Linked DNA regions of Mus musculus: all the other regions are linked to region 1. The links are chromatin loops, found by intact Hi-C in ENCODE. Cell type or tissue: heart. All regions are shown on one strand. Links, peaks and the distances in the headings refer to the core of each region. The heading gives the core; the rest is flanking DNA. Region 1 holds the start of Ttc7b (tetratricopeptide repeat domain 7B). Region 2 overlaps Rps6ka5 (ribosomal protein S6 kinase, polypeptide 5). Region 3 overlaps Ttc7b (tetratricopeptide repeat domain 7B). Region 4 has its middle 2.5 kb from the start of Gm10433.

Region 1 (4,073 bases), core at 1,574-4,073:
CATGCCTCTGCTCTGCCGTCAGGGACTCTTAGCCTGCTGAAGCTCGAAGTCCAAATAAACCCTTTGTCCTAGTTAGATTTCTTCTGCTGTGATCACTGCAACTCTTATAAAGAAAACATTTAGTTGGAGTTGGCTTACAGCTTCAGAGGTTCAGTCCATTGCCATCATGGCAGGAAGCATGGCAGCAGATACAGTGCTGCAAGCATGGCAGCAGGCAGGCAGACATGGTGCTGGAGAAGGGGCTGAGTGTTCCACATCTTGAGTGTCCTACATCTTGCAGCAGCAGGAGACTGTGAGCCACACTAGGCATAGCTTGACTATATGAGACCTCAGAAGCCCGCCTCCACGGTGACACACTTCCTCCAACAAGGCCACACCTCCTAATAGTGCTACTCCTACGGGCTAAGTATTCATTCACATGGGTCTATGGGGGCCATTCCTATTGAAATCACCACATCCTTCCTTCTGTAAGTCACCTTGGTCATTCTCTCTCTCTCTCTCTCTCTCTCTCTCTCTCTCTGTGTGTGTGTGTGTGTGTGTGTGTGTGTGTGTGTGTGTGTGTGTAAAATAGAATTACATCATTTTCTCCATCCCACCGTTTTTCCTACCCCTTTACCCTTGTTCTGTCAAAATCCATGGCCTTGGTCACGGCACTGTACCACAGCAATGGAAAGTAACTAATACAGTGTTGGGTGGGGAAACATGGCATCCACAGACAGGAAGCTAGAGAGGGAGGTTCACTCCTAAAACGACTAACATTCTAAAGTTGGGGCCCCACCCATAGATCTACATTAATCCTTTGCAAGGGCAGCTTCCCTTGACCCACGACCCAAGGTCCTTCCATCAGGCCTCCCTTCTTAAAAGCCCCCACATCTCAGTATCTTCATCCTATGGTCCAAGTTCTCCACAGAGGAACCTAGGAGCATACACTCAAACAATAACCAGTTCAAAGAAAGTCAGATGCGTTTGTTGTGGAATAGCTGATTTTAGACTGTAGTGTGCAAGAGGCAGAGAGCTGTTAGGATGGTGGCCTAATCTTCTCTACCCTCTAATTAAGTTTTAACTGCTGCATTCCACAGGTACACATTATAGGAAGGGAAGAAGAAGGTGGGGGCGGGGAGTTAAATCCCACTGCCTGGCATCTCCCACGCTCAGAAAAACGGCTTAGCCAGGAAACAGACTGGATGCTTTGCCTTACACTGTGGCCATGGAGGCCAAGTAATGTTATGACATTGTTATTCTGTGTGCCACCATGCAGGGAAATGCAAGTCCTACAGTCACACAGGCACTGTCAGCTGAACAAGGCTTCTTGGTGACCTTTGGCCTGAGGCTTATTCCAGACTTCTTAGCTGGATCTGGAAGTGTGTAACAATGTAATGAGACCTCAAAAGCCCACCTCCACGCCACACCTCCTAATAGTGCTACTCCTACGGGCTAAGTATTCACTCACATGGGTCTATGGGGGCCATTCCTATTGAAATCACCACATCCTTCCTTCTGTAAGTCACCTTGGTCATCTTCTCTCTCTCTCTCTCTCTCTCTCTCTCTCTGTGTGTGTGTGTGTGTGTGTGTGTGTGTGTGTGTGTAAAATAGAATTACATCATTTTCTCCATCCCACCGTTTTTCCTACCCCTTTACCCTTGCTCCTTCGCCCTCATTTCCTCTGGCATTCTGTTTGCCTGTCCTTGGGCTGTCCTTAGTGTCTGAGCCCCATCTGCTCTGCTCCCATCACCTCTGAGGGCCTTGGGTTGCCTCAGTGTGGTGTTGGTCATGTCCCAAGTACTTCTTTCCTCTTGGCCCTTACTGAGTTTCAGTTGCTGATCCTGTAAACCAAGGCCTGTGAGTCTGGTCTTCATTTATCCCCAGGGCATGAGAGAAAAGCCTGCACTTGATAGCTTTGGAAAGCTGGAGGAGACACACCCAAAGAGGATGAACCTGGTGACAGGGTACTGCCCAGATGACAGCTCCATCCTCAGAGGCAGTATTGCAGAGTCCAACACCCCCACTGCCCCTGAAGCCACATTCCCTGACCAACTTTCCCAAATACTGGTCATGTCCATACTTGCAGGCCTTGCCATTGCATGCCTGACTAACATGCAGGCTCCCTATCTCACCAAGAAGAAAGACAGTCTTTCTAATGATCCAGAAGGCCGGGCATGGACTAACCCCCACCCTCCTGACATCATCTGCTCAGCTCCTTGCCTTCATTCCACCCCAGCCACTCTGGCCTTTTTCTAACTCACCAAATATAGTAAAGCCGAGGCCTTTGCTCTGCCTGTAATGATCTGCCCTCCCCACCTCCCATATCCCCCCGACTCTCATCTTTAAAACTGTCAAATATCACTTCAACACCATCCTTAACCAACCCATAACCTAATTTGCTACTTTATTTTGCTTAATTAATTCATTTCCATGAATGGGCTATGAACTTTATACCCACTTTGAAGCAAAGTTGTACCCACTTCGTTCCGTTTCCACAGCCCTAAAACACTACCTAGCTCTGTGTGGGTGACCTCTGACTCTATAGTTACTGAATAAATTACACAAGTGAAATAATGTTCAGCTTAGACACCTGCCCCTGCTCTCAGTTACAAGGTCAAGGCCTGGAAATGCCACTTATGAGTTGGTATTCTCCTCAGAGGGCAAGGGAGCTGGCATCTGGGCTTGCAGCTACACACACACACACACACACACACACACACACACACACACACACACGTCCTCCCTCACTTTCTTCCAACACACACTTAAGGAACTTCGGGCAGGTTCTGGAGGAGCATGAATCTCCACTGCTTCTGGCCACATGATGGGGACGGAGGCTACCTGGGGCAGAGGGGAGCCTGAGGAGGGGCGCAGGCCAGCACAAGCAACCTGCGATGGCAGGGCCAGCCGAGGCAGGCTCGCCCTTCACGCCCTCTCGCACTAGAAACCCCGGCCTTTGGAGCCCCAGAGCATCCTCGGGGTGGCTGCCCTGGCTTGACCCCTCACCGCTCCAGGTTCGCTCCTGAGCACCGTCCCGCGCTCCTCATTGCTGTCCGGCCTCCGCCCCGGCCCGCTGCGGCTCCGGCCCTGGCCGGCAGGGGCCGCTCCTCGCGGCGCCCGGGGCCCCGCCGCGCCCGCCGCCGCCCGCTCCCCGCCCCTTCCCCGGCCGGCGTTCCCGTTACGCCGCCGAGCCGGGAGCCGGAGCCGGAGCCCGCGGCCGCAGCGGGAGGCGGCGCGGGGCCCGGCGGCGGCGGGGCCTGCGGGGCCTGCGGGCGCGCGCCGGGCCGGCCAGGGCGGCCATGGCGACCAGGAAGGCGGGCTCGCGGCTGGAGACGGAGATCGAGCGCTGCCGCTCCGAGTGCCAATGGGAGCGGATCCCCGAGCTCGTCAAGCAGCTGTCGGCCAAGCTCATCGCCAACGGTACGCGCGGACGCACCGGGGCTTGCGGGACCGCCGCGGCCTCCGGGGCTAGGCCTGAGGCTCCGGGCGCGAGCAGGGGCGCGGCCGGGCGGCGAGGCGCAGGCCGCGCGGTGTGCGCGGGCCAGGCCCTTGGGGAACGCGGGGTCCTCCGGTCACGCGGCGTGCGGCTGGGCGGGCGGGCTGTGCCTGTCGGAGCCTTGGAGTCCTGACGTGCAGGCTGGAGAGGTTCACCGACCCCAGAGACCGGAGGCCAGCCCCGGGCTTCCAAGAAGTTGGAGCTTGTGTGTGTGTGTGCGTTTGTGTGTGTATGGAGCCCCCCGGGACATACCTGTGGGCATCTGGGGACCACCAGAGTGTGTGTGGTGTGCTCAGGGGTCCTGTGATGGAGATGTTGTGAACATATGGTAATCAAGGGCCCCAGGAGGGAGCTCAGACTTGGAGGGTGTCAGGGGTGGCATTGGCAGGTTGGGATTTGTGTCTTGAGGTCAAGACAGTTGGGTGTCAAATCTGCAGACCCAGAGAGGATAGGGTGGAGAGTACAAGGGAAACAGAGTCAGGGAGTCTGGGAGAAGGTTACTGGGCAGGAAGATGAGACTGTATTAACAATGAGGGAAATGGAGCTGATTGGATGAGGGGCCTGGTGCGCCCAGGAACCAGGATCTGACTTGGGA
Region 2 (4,073 bases), core at 740-3,239, 55 kb before region 1:
AGCTGCCAAAAAAGTGCCTGCGCCATTCAAGCCGGTGATCCGGGATGAGTTAGATGTGAGTAACTTCGCTGAAGAGTTCACAGAGATGGACCCCACCTACTCTCCCGCTGCCTTGCCACAGAGCTCCGAGCGACTGTTTCAGGTAAAGTTGCAGCATGCCAGACATGCTTTGGAAGAAAGCCAGTTTTCCTAGTGAGGTGGTTTGTTGGCATAAAATAAGAATTCTATAATCTCTTCAGAACTAAATTTAGAGATATGTTGAGGTACTATCTGGAAGTTTGCAGTTTACTAAATAGATTTTATTATAGTTTTTAATGTGTATGTTTTAGGTTTTTTTGTTGTTTTGTTTTGTTTTTTTGAGACAGAAGTTGGAGTTTTGGGATTTGGATTGTTTAGTGGGATATTTTGTCTGTTCATTTGAGACAGGGTCATGCTGTGTAACCCTGGCTATTCTGGAGCTCACTATATATAACAGACGCGTCTTGAACTTCTGCTTCTCCGTAGCTCGGATCAAAGGTGTGCATTCGAACAACCAACCTCTGTTTGTTTTTTATGACGAGGTATTCATTTTATACTTGAAAATTCATTTCTGCTGAGGCTCATGTGAAAATTATAATGCTATTTTATTTTTTACTCCATTCTTTAAACTATTCAGTGTTACCTGGACCTTTATCTTCAGTGAATAATAAATTATACATGCTCTCTAATTCTTAAAGTCTTGAATCGAGGGGGCCAGAGATGTAGAGTGCTCACCTAGCCGGCAGGAAACTCTGGCTTTAGTTTCTAGTACTGCATAAAACTGGGTCTGGTAGCACTCACCTGAAATCCCAGTGTTCCAGAGGGTAAGAAGTTCAGGGTCACCCTCAGCTACACAGTGAACACAGCTGCCAGTAGAACCCTGTCTCAAAAAAACAAAAATCAAAAACGGAAGGGAGGGAGACAAACAGATTTATTTTTAAAGACTTTGGGTTTAAAGTCCATGATTTCCATGCAATGATGGGCTATAATCTGGAAATGTGAGCTAAAATAAGTCCTTCCACTCCAAGTTGGTTTTGCCAAAATATTGTTTAAAGATTTATTTTTATAGTTTTGTACGTGTATGTATGTATGTATGTATGTATGTATGTATGTATATTGTATAGGATTCCTTGGAGCTGCAGTTTCAGCTTGTAAGCTGCCTAATGTAGATTATGCGACGAACTTAATGCCCTCTGAAAGAGTAGTGAGCACTTTGACTCTCTGTAAGAGTGTTTACCTGTTTGTTTTTGTCAGTATTTTATCACAGCAATATGTGTAGATGTGTGTATGTGAAATATTATATAAAGCACATTGTTTTGTATTTTAACTTTAAAAAATTAAAAGTGCAGAATATTTTTTAGGAAATGTTCGTTTACAGATGCAGATACTCTGTGCCTATTGAACTGTGTCATAGCTGCACTTCTCTGACCACTGACAGTGCCTGTAGTGTGGTTTGCTCTGGCTATTCAGAGTGTGCCTCTCACCTGTCCTATGACCCTGGAGAACATGGCCAAGGATCTATGTAGGTGGTAAACTAGTAAATGCCCTAGCTTGCACAGAGTAATTATGTGTCATTTATCACTCTGGCTTACCACATCATCCTTCCACTGGGGTATTATTTTCCAAAACTCAATTTTAAGTTTAGTTATTCTGAAAACATAGAATACAGATTCAATAATTGCTAAATTAAAGATGAACTTTTATGAAACTTGTTATTTTTGTAGTTTGAAACAGTTCTGGGGCCACTTTATTTGATGTGTTGACTGTGCCTCTTCTGAGGTCAGATGAGTTTATAAACAGATATTATCAGCAATGCAAAAGGTTCACAGGCTTGCATCAGATTTGGGAGTGGAATAGGGAGGAAGTCTTTCTGCCTTGATTTTTTGAGTTGGGCTAGTTCTGCCAGAAGATGGCAATATCTCCTTCTGAGAAGCATTTGCTATTGAGTTAATGCTGTATTCTGAATGCAAATAAAATTATCTTCATCTGAACATTTTTTTCTATGAAAAGAAATGATCGCCATCTAGACCGTGCCTAGCTGTGAGAGTGCAGAGCTTTGAGCTTTAGCATCTCTTCTCTTTTCAGGGCTATTCCTTCGTTGCTCCATCTATTCTCTTCAAGCGTAACGCAGCTGTCATAGATCCTCTTCAGTTCCATATGGGAGTTGACCGTCCTGGAGTGACAAATGTTGCCAGGAGTGCAATGATGAAGGTACATAGGTCTGGCTGCCTCAGTTTGGATCTGTGATTTGTGTGAATATTTAAACACCAACTGATGTTTTTAAGTCTAGTAAATTTACTAGATTATCACTCAACTAAAAGGCAACTTTAGAAAATGAGTAAATAAGTGGGAATAGCAGTGTTTTCCCCAGAAGATTGTCACTGCCAACCTGCATGAGCTCCTTTTTGCCATGATAAAACATGATATATTTTGGACAAATGTATAGATGAAAATATAAGCACACTAAATGAGTTTTAATTTATTGCTTTCAAATTTCTGAATCATTTCACATTAAATTACAGCTTTACATATACTTTGTGTATTACTACCAATCTTTTATTAAATTAAATAATGTTGATCTTTTATCAGGACTCACCCTTCTATCAACACTATGACCTAGATCTGAAGGACAAACCTTTGGGAGAAGGAAGTTTTTCAATTTGTCGCAAGTGTGTACACAAAAAAACTAACCAAGCATTTGCTGTCAAAATAATCAGCAAAAGGTATGGCCAGTCCTAGCAGTCTTTCTTGGGGCTTTTGACCACTTAGGAAGTTCTGGAAATTACGGAGAAGGAAATCAGTTGTTTCCTTTGCGAGACTTTTTGCACACATGCTTAGTTATTTGCCTTTTTAGCTGAGGTCCAATACTTCTAGCACTAGTGTTCTCTGATGATGTAATCAGTTTTGGACAAATCAGAATCTGTTGTGTTTTATATGAAAACTGTCTTGTGGTAATGATATATTTAATCAGATTTGCTTGGTGACTTTTATTTGTTGAATATTTGCAGTCAAAAGTATTTAGCAAGCTTCCTGATGGCTTTAAGAACAGAGCTAGCTAGTTCTGGTAACAGGTTATTACCATTGCTAAATTGTCAGCAAGAAGAGCATCCATTTCTTTGTATGACTAGCTCTCTTCTAATTCAGAGGTCATAATTTTCTTTAAAAAAAGTTTTACTTTCCTGGTGGGTGGTATGATTACTACTTTTGTGGATATGTCATTTTGAGACTTTGACACAGGCATTCTGAATACACTATAAATAAAAACAATCAGGGAGAGAGCGCTGATGTGAAACTCTGCTGGAAAACTATTTGATTTTGTAGGATGGAAGCCAATACTCAGAAAGAAATAACAGCTCTGAAACTCTGCGAAGGACACCCCAATATTGTGAAACTACATGAAGTTTTTCACGATCAGGTATTTCAAGGACTCCCTCCATCCGCGCACATGGGCTAGGTCAGATACAGGGTTCAACTTCTCACCAGTTTTATTGGTGCTGCTGAGTGAAGCTCAGGGGCGTCTACTATCACCCAGCCTCTGGGAAGGGGAGAGAAGGTAGCGCACACACCCTCACCTCTGCCTCAGTTCATCCTTTACTTCACCCATCTTGGCATGGGTGGATACAGAGGGGCAAGAGGCCCTCGTGCCACTGTCACAGATTGCAGTGTGCTTATTGTGAGTGTGGCTGCCATCCACCCTCACTTAATTACTTCGTAGTCAGTACTTAGTGACTTTAAGCCTTCAACATTCTTTACATTTCTAGCATCAGACAGACTGACTCTTAAGCCCACATGGTGCAAGTTAAAGGACAAATGGGAAGCAGAAAGACAGATGTTCCCTTTCATCTTGTTCCAGGTGGCAGCGTCTGCTCAGCCCCCAGGACAGGTTGTTCTATGCTCTCTTCTACTCTTAGCTCTGCTTTTCAACAGAAGTCTCACACGGAAGCCTGTCACTTGGACATGGCTGGTCCATAGCACCTCTCAGCTCCCTCCATTGCCACCTCCCATGCCTGAAATTGTGCTATTTATTCTTCTCTCTGATAATGGACAGGTATCAA
Region 3 (2,500 bases), core at 1-2,500, 82 kb after region 1:
CCTACAAGAATGCTGCTGGCCACACTTGGTTCTTGTCCTAGTTAGATTCAGCTATCAGCTTGACACCACCTATATCATTCAAGGGACTCTGAACTGAGAGATTACTCAGACCCCATGTCTGTGAGGGATTGAGTTGATCAATGATCAATAGACAGGAGGGCTGGGCTGTAAGAAGGCTGGTTACCTGAGCAGGAGCTTCAGAGCAAGGATGAGAGTGAGCCAGCAAGTAGTGTTCCTTGATGGATTCTCTCCAGTTCTCGCTTAAGTTCCTGCCCTGACTTCCCCCAGTGATCGTTTGTGACCTAGAAGTGTAAGCCAAATAAACCGTTTCCAACCAGAGTTGCTTTGGGCCAGAATCTTTTATCACAGCAACAGAAAAGAAACTAAAACAGGACCCATCTGTCTAGATGTATGTGCAAGAGTCAAGAGAAAAGCATGGACTGTGAGTGTCCTCAGCGGCCTCAGCTTTCCAGGGCTGCTTTCTGTCCATTTCTGTCAGGGAAGTATGCTGCCTGCCTGACCTGGAATTTCCAGAGCTTTCAATAGCATCTGCCCAGTGTAAGATGATGAGCACACTCAGTAGGTGCCCAAAGCTACTGTCTCCATCAGGGTCTGTAACTCCTATGGGTCCACATGGACGTTATGAATCAGAGGTCATTGCTGTAGTAAGCCATGTTGCCTGGTAACATAACTGGCATTTTATCTTTATTAGGTTTCCAGGGGAAGACAATTGAAAGTTAATCCAAGGCCAGCTTCTGAGGGGCAGCAGGAGCCTGCTGCTCTCTGTCCACCTTGCTCTCTGCTTGCTTTGCTGCTCGTTTGTTGATTACTGTGTTCATGTCTGCCTCGGTTTACTAAGAGATGCCATGAGGCAGGAACTTTCACTGTTTTGTTTGGGGAGAGATCTGCACCTTCAACAGTGCCTGGCGTTTAGACAGAAATAGCTATGGCTTGTAGCTCATTGCCATATATCTTCCTTAAAACTGGTTAATTCAGTATGTATTTATTAACAGCAGAGGTGCCGAGTGATGTGCTAAGGGGAGTGGAATGTGAAAAGAAGGAAGTGCCCTGGAGCAGCTCCCTGGAACTTGGGTCTCTGCTCTTCCTCTTAGATGTGGGCGGGGAGATGTGCTGAGGCCAAAGGTGGTGGTCCTGACCACTTGCCCTTGGCTGAAGGAGGATGGAGGCTGTTGAGTATCTGTATTTATTACTTTTTTGCTGCTGCTATAAAAACACCATGACAAAAAGCAGCTTAAGGAAGAGTTTCTTTCAGCTTTGTGTTCCAAAGAGCTAGATGTCCACAATGCTGAGGAAGCCATGGTGACAAGAGCAGGAAGCTGAGCAATCACAATCTCAGCCACACACTGGAAGCAGAGCATGTAAGCAGGAAGTTGGACGAGGCTATAAACCCTGAAAGGCTACCTCTAGTGACATAGTTTCTCAGGAATTGTTCTACCTCCTAAAAGTCCCATAACTCCCCAAATAGTGCCATCAACTGGGCACTAAGTGTTCAGACACATGAGTCTATGGGAGACATTCTTATTCAATCTACCACCGTATCAAAGAGTTTCCTGGACACCAGCAAATGGAACCTATTTTCTGGGACCTTTGGCTCTCTGCCTCGTCTTTGAGGATGTCTACAGTAATGCTGACACTGTATAGTGCCTCAAGCAGGCCCTGATGCCACTTGTTTTTTTGTTTTTTTGTTTTTTTCTGCACTGTGTGGACTTCCCACAGTGGGAAAGGATTTCCGTGGCTTTAGTTCCTTAGGGTACTAGTTCCCACAGCTTCCCACCCCTAATTTTTATAGCCTTTAAGCATGTAGTTGACACCTCATGAGGCGGTGCTGGATATAGAGGCACACAAGCATTGAGAATGGCCTTTATAGCCATGTCTCAAGAAGTAGACCTGAAGTAACTGGCAACTGGTAATGAGGAATCCACGACCTGTCTGGGGAAGAGGTAAGGCAGGCTTGCCCTCTCTGCACCCGTAGGGAGCTGTTACGGTAATTTAGTGATCTATAAGTGTGGGCATCGCTGCTCCAGCACTTGCCTGGAATGGAACGCGTTAGCCTGCTTTCTGCCTTTCCTAGCTCACATGTCAAGTAAAATTATATTTTATGAGAAAACACCAGAGCCCCAGGCTCCTCCAGAGATGCCTCTTTTGTCTTTATGAGAAGACAGCAGAGGCCCCAGCCTCCTCCAGAGATGGCCCCTTTTTCTTTCTTTCTTTTCACATTGCTATTTTTTCTCTCCATTCTTGTTTTGCAGAAATATTTTTAGCCAACAGTTAAAATTGTAGAAGGAAAAGCTGAGCTAAGGCCCAGAAGATGACAGCAACATAATTTATGACTTTTTAAGGTATTATTAGAACTTTTTGTTCAAAGAAGAGAAAGAATTGCCCCTTGTCTCCCAGGTACCTGCATTTTTATTGATATGACAGCAGTTGCTGTAGCTCTGTCCTCCAAGATGGAAGCCTGTGTCTGTGTGTTCTTGCAAAA
Region 4 (4,073 bases), core at 939-3,438, 340 kb after region 1:
ATCTTTACTAGGGGCAAGGCGCGCAGGCCGGGGCTCAGGTTTTTCCACGGCTTTGACCAGTCGAAAAAGGCTCTGCGAGAGCAGTTTTGTTTGGGTTCACGCCTTTATTTTTCTTGACTGTGGGTTGTTTCTGAACTGGTCCCAGGGATGTGGATGGAGAGGGAAAGCTAAATGCTCCGGCTGGCGCCCCGGGCAGAATTGGTCACGGGGGAAAGAGAGCGCCTGAGGAGGGGTTTTGATAGCGCCCTAATAAAGCTGCTTGGTTTGCGTCCTGGGCTGGGCACCCGGGACAGGATTCGATTCCGTCTCTACCAGCAGAAAGGAGACTCGCTGTTTGGGCATCTTGCTCGAGCTGCAGGGTCCTTCTGGAAAGCTCGCCCGAATACGTCATTTTTTGCTCACGCTGTGCACGATCCCGCGGGCTCCTAATGCGTTTTGTTTTATTTTAACTGTGCTCCAAACGGCCGCGCTGGAAACTATTTCTCTGCTCCAGAGATAGGGGCAAAACAGTTCGCCCCACAGGCGTGCTACGAGAATTGGATTTTGGTTGTATCAACTTATTTGCCTTTTTAAAGCAAATGTTTTGTGTGTGCATCCGGTTTTCATCCTTCTCTGATGCCCACTCCCGCTACAAAAGAGAATGTAATTATCCAATAAAAGTCGTACTTCAGGACTTAGCCTCTTTTCTGTGGTGAAAGAATGAAAAAAAAAAAAAGTTCCCTGGTTGGATTAGAATTCTGGAAAACGGAAAAGAGGTCAGGGTTGTTTTAGTTCAGTGCGTGGTGATATCTTGGTTTTATTTGAGGTGCGTAGGTGCGCATTCGGTGGATCCTGGATATCCAAAGGTGAATTTTGGAACGCCTTGGTTGTGGGTGTTGCCATGGCTACTGGGAGAGGGGAGGCAGTGAATTGTTAAGACCAATAAAAGCTGACAGGGCCTGGCCTCTCTGTTGCCTGAATTCTTTAAATTGACTGCCCTGGTTTGTGTATCCAGGTTTTCTCCATTCCTGTACCCCTGCAAGATTCCTGGATTGATCAACATCTACTTACATGGGTGTGTCAATTTGTCTTTGACTAACAAGAGTACACACACTAAGTGTAGATTTTTCCGATTAGATAATGCATCTAGAAGCAGTTTTTTCTTTCTTTCTTTTTTTTTTTTTTTTACTACAAGCCACACACTCTGATTTGCAAGTTATTGCTATTCTTAATCTAACTAGTTTTGAACAACTGTTGACTTGCATACCTTTTAAGAATATGTAAACCATCACCTTAACTGAGTGCCTATCAAGACAATGCCAGAGTGCGCTGAGCTCATGGACGTTGCAAAAGAAAGAAACTTGGAGCTTTGCATAATCTCTACATAGCAACAACCACTCATATCGCTAACAGACAGTATTTCAGCGTTTGGCAGCCGGTGCTAGGAGTTTTCACTTGCTTCGAGAAATAAAGCCGAGAAGTCTTCAGGGGCTGGATTCCTTCAGTGGTTTTGTGATAAATTTATCTCACACAGTTCTGAGGATTGCATGATCTGTGAATGTGTCAAGACTGCAAACTGTAGAACCATGGATACAAGGTCAGGCAATTGCTAAGTACTTAACCTGTACTCTCTGACCGTAAGAGAGGAAGACTGTCCATCCACAGATTGACTCATATCTAAAAGAAACCTTAAACAATACTTTTAAGGTTTATTTGTGTGTGTGTGTGTGAGTGTTTTGTTTGCATGTCTGCCTATGCACCGTGTGTGTGCCTGGTGTCCTTGGAGGCCAGAAGAGGGCTCCAGATCGCCTAGATCTGAAGTTTCAGACAGTCATGGGCTGCAGTTTAGGTGCTGGGAATCAAACTGGAGCCTCTGGAAGCAGACCAGTTAAAAGCAAGTGTTCTTAACCCACACGCCATCTCTCTAGCCCTGACACTGCTTTTCTTAATGTAAGTATGTTTAGGATAGTCTTATACAGAGTTGGTATGATGGGCTCATAAGGCAATTATTACAATGTCAAACTTTCCTAGTTTTACCATTGGTTGTGTCTGATAAAGCCCACCCTCTGTCCTAGGTAAACCAGACAACGAATCTCCTTTGAACTGTTTCTAATGCCTTAAGATGAATAGAAAACATCCAATGCCTTAAGATGGGAGGATGAAGGGCTGGAGAGATGGCTCAGTGGTTAAGAGCACTGACTGCTCTTCCAGAGGTCCTGAGTTCAATTCTCAACAACCACATGGTGGCTCACAACCACAGCAATGGGATCTGATGCCCTCTTCTGGTGAGTCTGAGGACAGTGACTGTGTACTCACATACATAAAATAAATAAAACCTTTATTTAAAAAAAAAAAAAAAGAAAGAAAGAAAGGATGAACAGAGTGAAAACAAAGACAGAGTGGTTTGGGTTCCTTTCTGGAGTTTGATGGGCACGAGGAAATAAATGCATTTCTAGAGTCAAACGTAACTTCTGTCTGCTGGTTTTCTTTCTCAGTCCCTGCACATAGTTTTGGGCTTTAAGGTTCTTAAATTTTTTTTTCCTGTTAAATTGCTATTTTTAGTCTATTTAAGATAAGGCTTTGCTATATAGCTTATGCTGCGTGAAAGTTTCTGTATAAGAAAACCTACAGAACTAATACTTCTATATTAGTGGCTTGGAATTCTTCTGAGTGGCTGGGATTATGGGTATGGGCTTTATGCCCGACTCTTGTAGTCATTTCAGAATCCTGCTTTCATAGATTGGCCTACTACACCTCTCATGCTGGTGGGCTTTGCTGCTGGAGTCACAATTCATGCAGGCAGCATTTAGAGTTCGGTAAAAGGCAAAGCGCATTTTCTGTCCTAGTTCGTGGAGCCTCTGAATTTTCTCCATGGAGTCCAGGTTAAGGACAATTCACTCTCCGCTTCTCCATTGCCGTTCTGGCTCCACTTTTGTCCCCTTCTGTTTTCTGACCTCTCCAGCCTTCAGTTCAACAAGCCACCACTGCTTTCTGTATTACACGCCTGTCTGGTTTTGCTGTAATCTTGCTTAGTCTACAGCAGATTGTCATGGGTTTAGTGCTTTTTTAGGAAGGGCAGACGTTTATTTCTCACGGTTCTGTGGCTGAGAAGTGCATCATCAAGGCAACATCAGACTGGAGTCTGGCGGAGGCTCCTCCCGCTAATACAGTGCCTTTCTGTTTCATCCTCATAGGGTGTGAGGTCAAAGGCCAGAGGGACACCGATGCTCTGCTTCATGTGGCAGAGGAGATGAAAGGCCCAGGCAGCTCTGACGCCTCTTTTATAAGGAAGTTGAACCCACTCACCAGGGCACAGCCCTCATGACTAATCACTTCCCTTTTTTATGGTATAAGTTCCAGCATAACTTTGGAAGGGACACACAGTCACGTTTTGGCACATTCCCATCCCTGGTTCTATCTCATGCCCTTGGTTTAATCTGTAGCCCAGATAATCAACCACATCTACCTGGATCATTGCCCTGCCCAAACAGGGCAGGCTCATGAATTCAAATGTGAGATCAGCTCACATCAACACTCCCCTGACCCCACCCACTGGCTCCCTTAACACTTATTTCACGTCTCCTGTTCCCACATTCTACGTCTATTATGGGTAGCCAATTACTCATTCATTCAGTGAATATTTGTGATACACCTATCAGGAGTGTGGCTCTGGACTGGAGACCAAGGGCATGAGAAGCATAACGTGCCTGGACCTTGGTTTTTAACGGACTCTTACTAGTTGGAAGAAAACTAAACGGAAGTGGCACATTTTTTGCAAGGTGGGAGACAATGGTCACCACTTCAGGTGTCTAGAAGGAGGATTCATTCTGTTGGATCACGGCCTCGTGGCACTGGAGGTGGCTTCGAGGATCAATACAGATGTCCCCGAGGAAGGCATTCTACAGGGAGGGAAGACTGGAAATGTAGGTGAAGAGGCTGGAAAGAACAGTGTCAGGGAAGGGGAGGAAGGGGAGTTTGTAATAAGGGCCCATCAGACAAGACAAGGCTGTGCTAGCATTGTTAAGGTATGTAGTGTGAGCCTGTGTGAGTAGACAGCCCTGCACTCCTGTGCTCCTTTGAAAATTTTGAGAAAT

The links. A loop is a pair of places that touch in the nucleus more often than their neighbours do. Peaks named below come from ENCODE experiments on the same cell type or tissue, not always from the same donor. Only the 100,000 strongest peaks of a DNase experiment are listed, where the experiment ranks them.
Region 2: a loop joins it to region 1, with 2.3 times the contacts of the local background. A loop is called at or near these places in 5 of 42 quality-filtered maps.
Region 3: a loop joins it to region 1, with 2.1 times the contacts of the local background. A loop is called at or near these places in 4 of 42 quality-filtered maps.
Region 4: a loop joins it to region 1, with 3 times the contacts of the local background. A loop is called at or near these places in 4 of 42 quality-filtered maps.

What each region holds. Positions count from the first base shown.
Region 1 is chr12:100,519,900-100,523,972 of GRCm38, reverse strand. Ttc7b (tetratricopeptide repeat domain 7B) reads left to right here and starts at 3,151. Exons shown (of 20, transcript NM_001033213.1): 1 at 3,151-3,402. The coding sequence starts at 3,282. In heart, for the core only: a CTCF peak has its summit at 3,030 (motif pointing right); DNase peaks (open chromatin) are centred at 3,062 and 3,362; H3K4me3 peaks cover 1,463 bases; H3K27ac peaks cover 1,359 bases.
Region 2 is chr12:100,573,791-100,577,863 of GRCm38, reverse strand. Rps6ka5 (ribosomal protein S6 kinase, polypeptide 5) reads left to right here. Exons shown (of 17, transcript NM_001330702.1): 9 at 1-142; 10 at 2,104-2,229; 11 at 2,608-2,741; 12 at 3,340-3,433. Among named protein-coding and RNA genes, the nearest start is that of Ttc7b, 55 kb to the right of the region's middle. In heart, for the core only: a CTCF peak has its summit at 1,930 (motif pointing right); no DNase peak of the experiment used is centred there.
Region 3 is chr12:100,438,211-100,440,710 of GRCm38, reverse strand. All of the region lies in intron 5 of Ttc7b (tetratricopeptide repeat domain 7B), which reads left to right. Among named protein-coding and RNA genes, the nearest start is that of Gm36375, 56 kb to the left of the region's middle. In heart, for the core only: a CTCF peak has its summit at 1,489 (motif pointing left); DNase peaks (open chromatin) are centred at 1,110 and 1,220; H3K27ac peaks cover 794 bases.
Region 4 is chr12:100,183,404-100,187,476 of GRCm38, reverse strand. No RefSeq gene overlaps it. Among named protein-coding and RNA genes, the nearest start is that of Gm10433, 2.5 kb to the left of the region's middle. In heart, for the core only: a CTCF peak has its summit at 2,258 (motif pointing left); a DNase peak (open chromatin) is centred at 3,226; H3K4me3 peaks cover 161 bases; H3K27ac peaks cover 178 bases.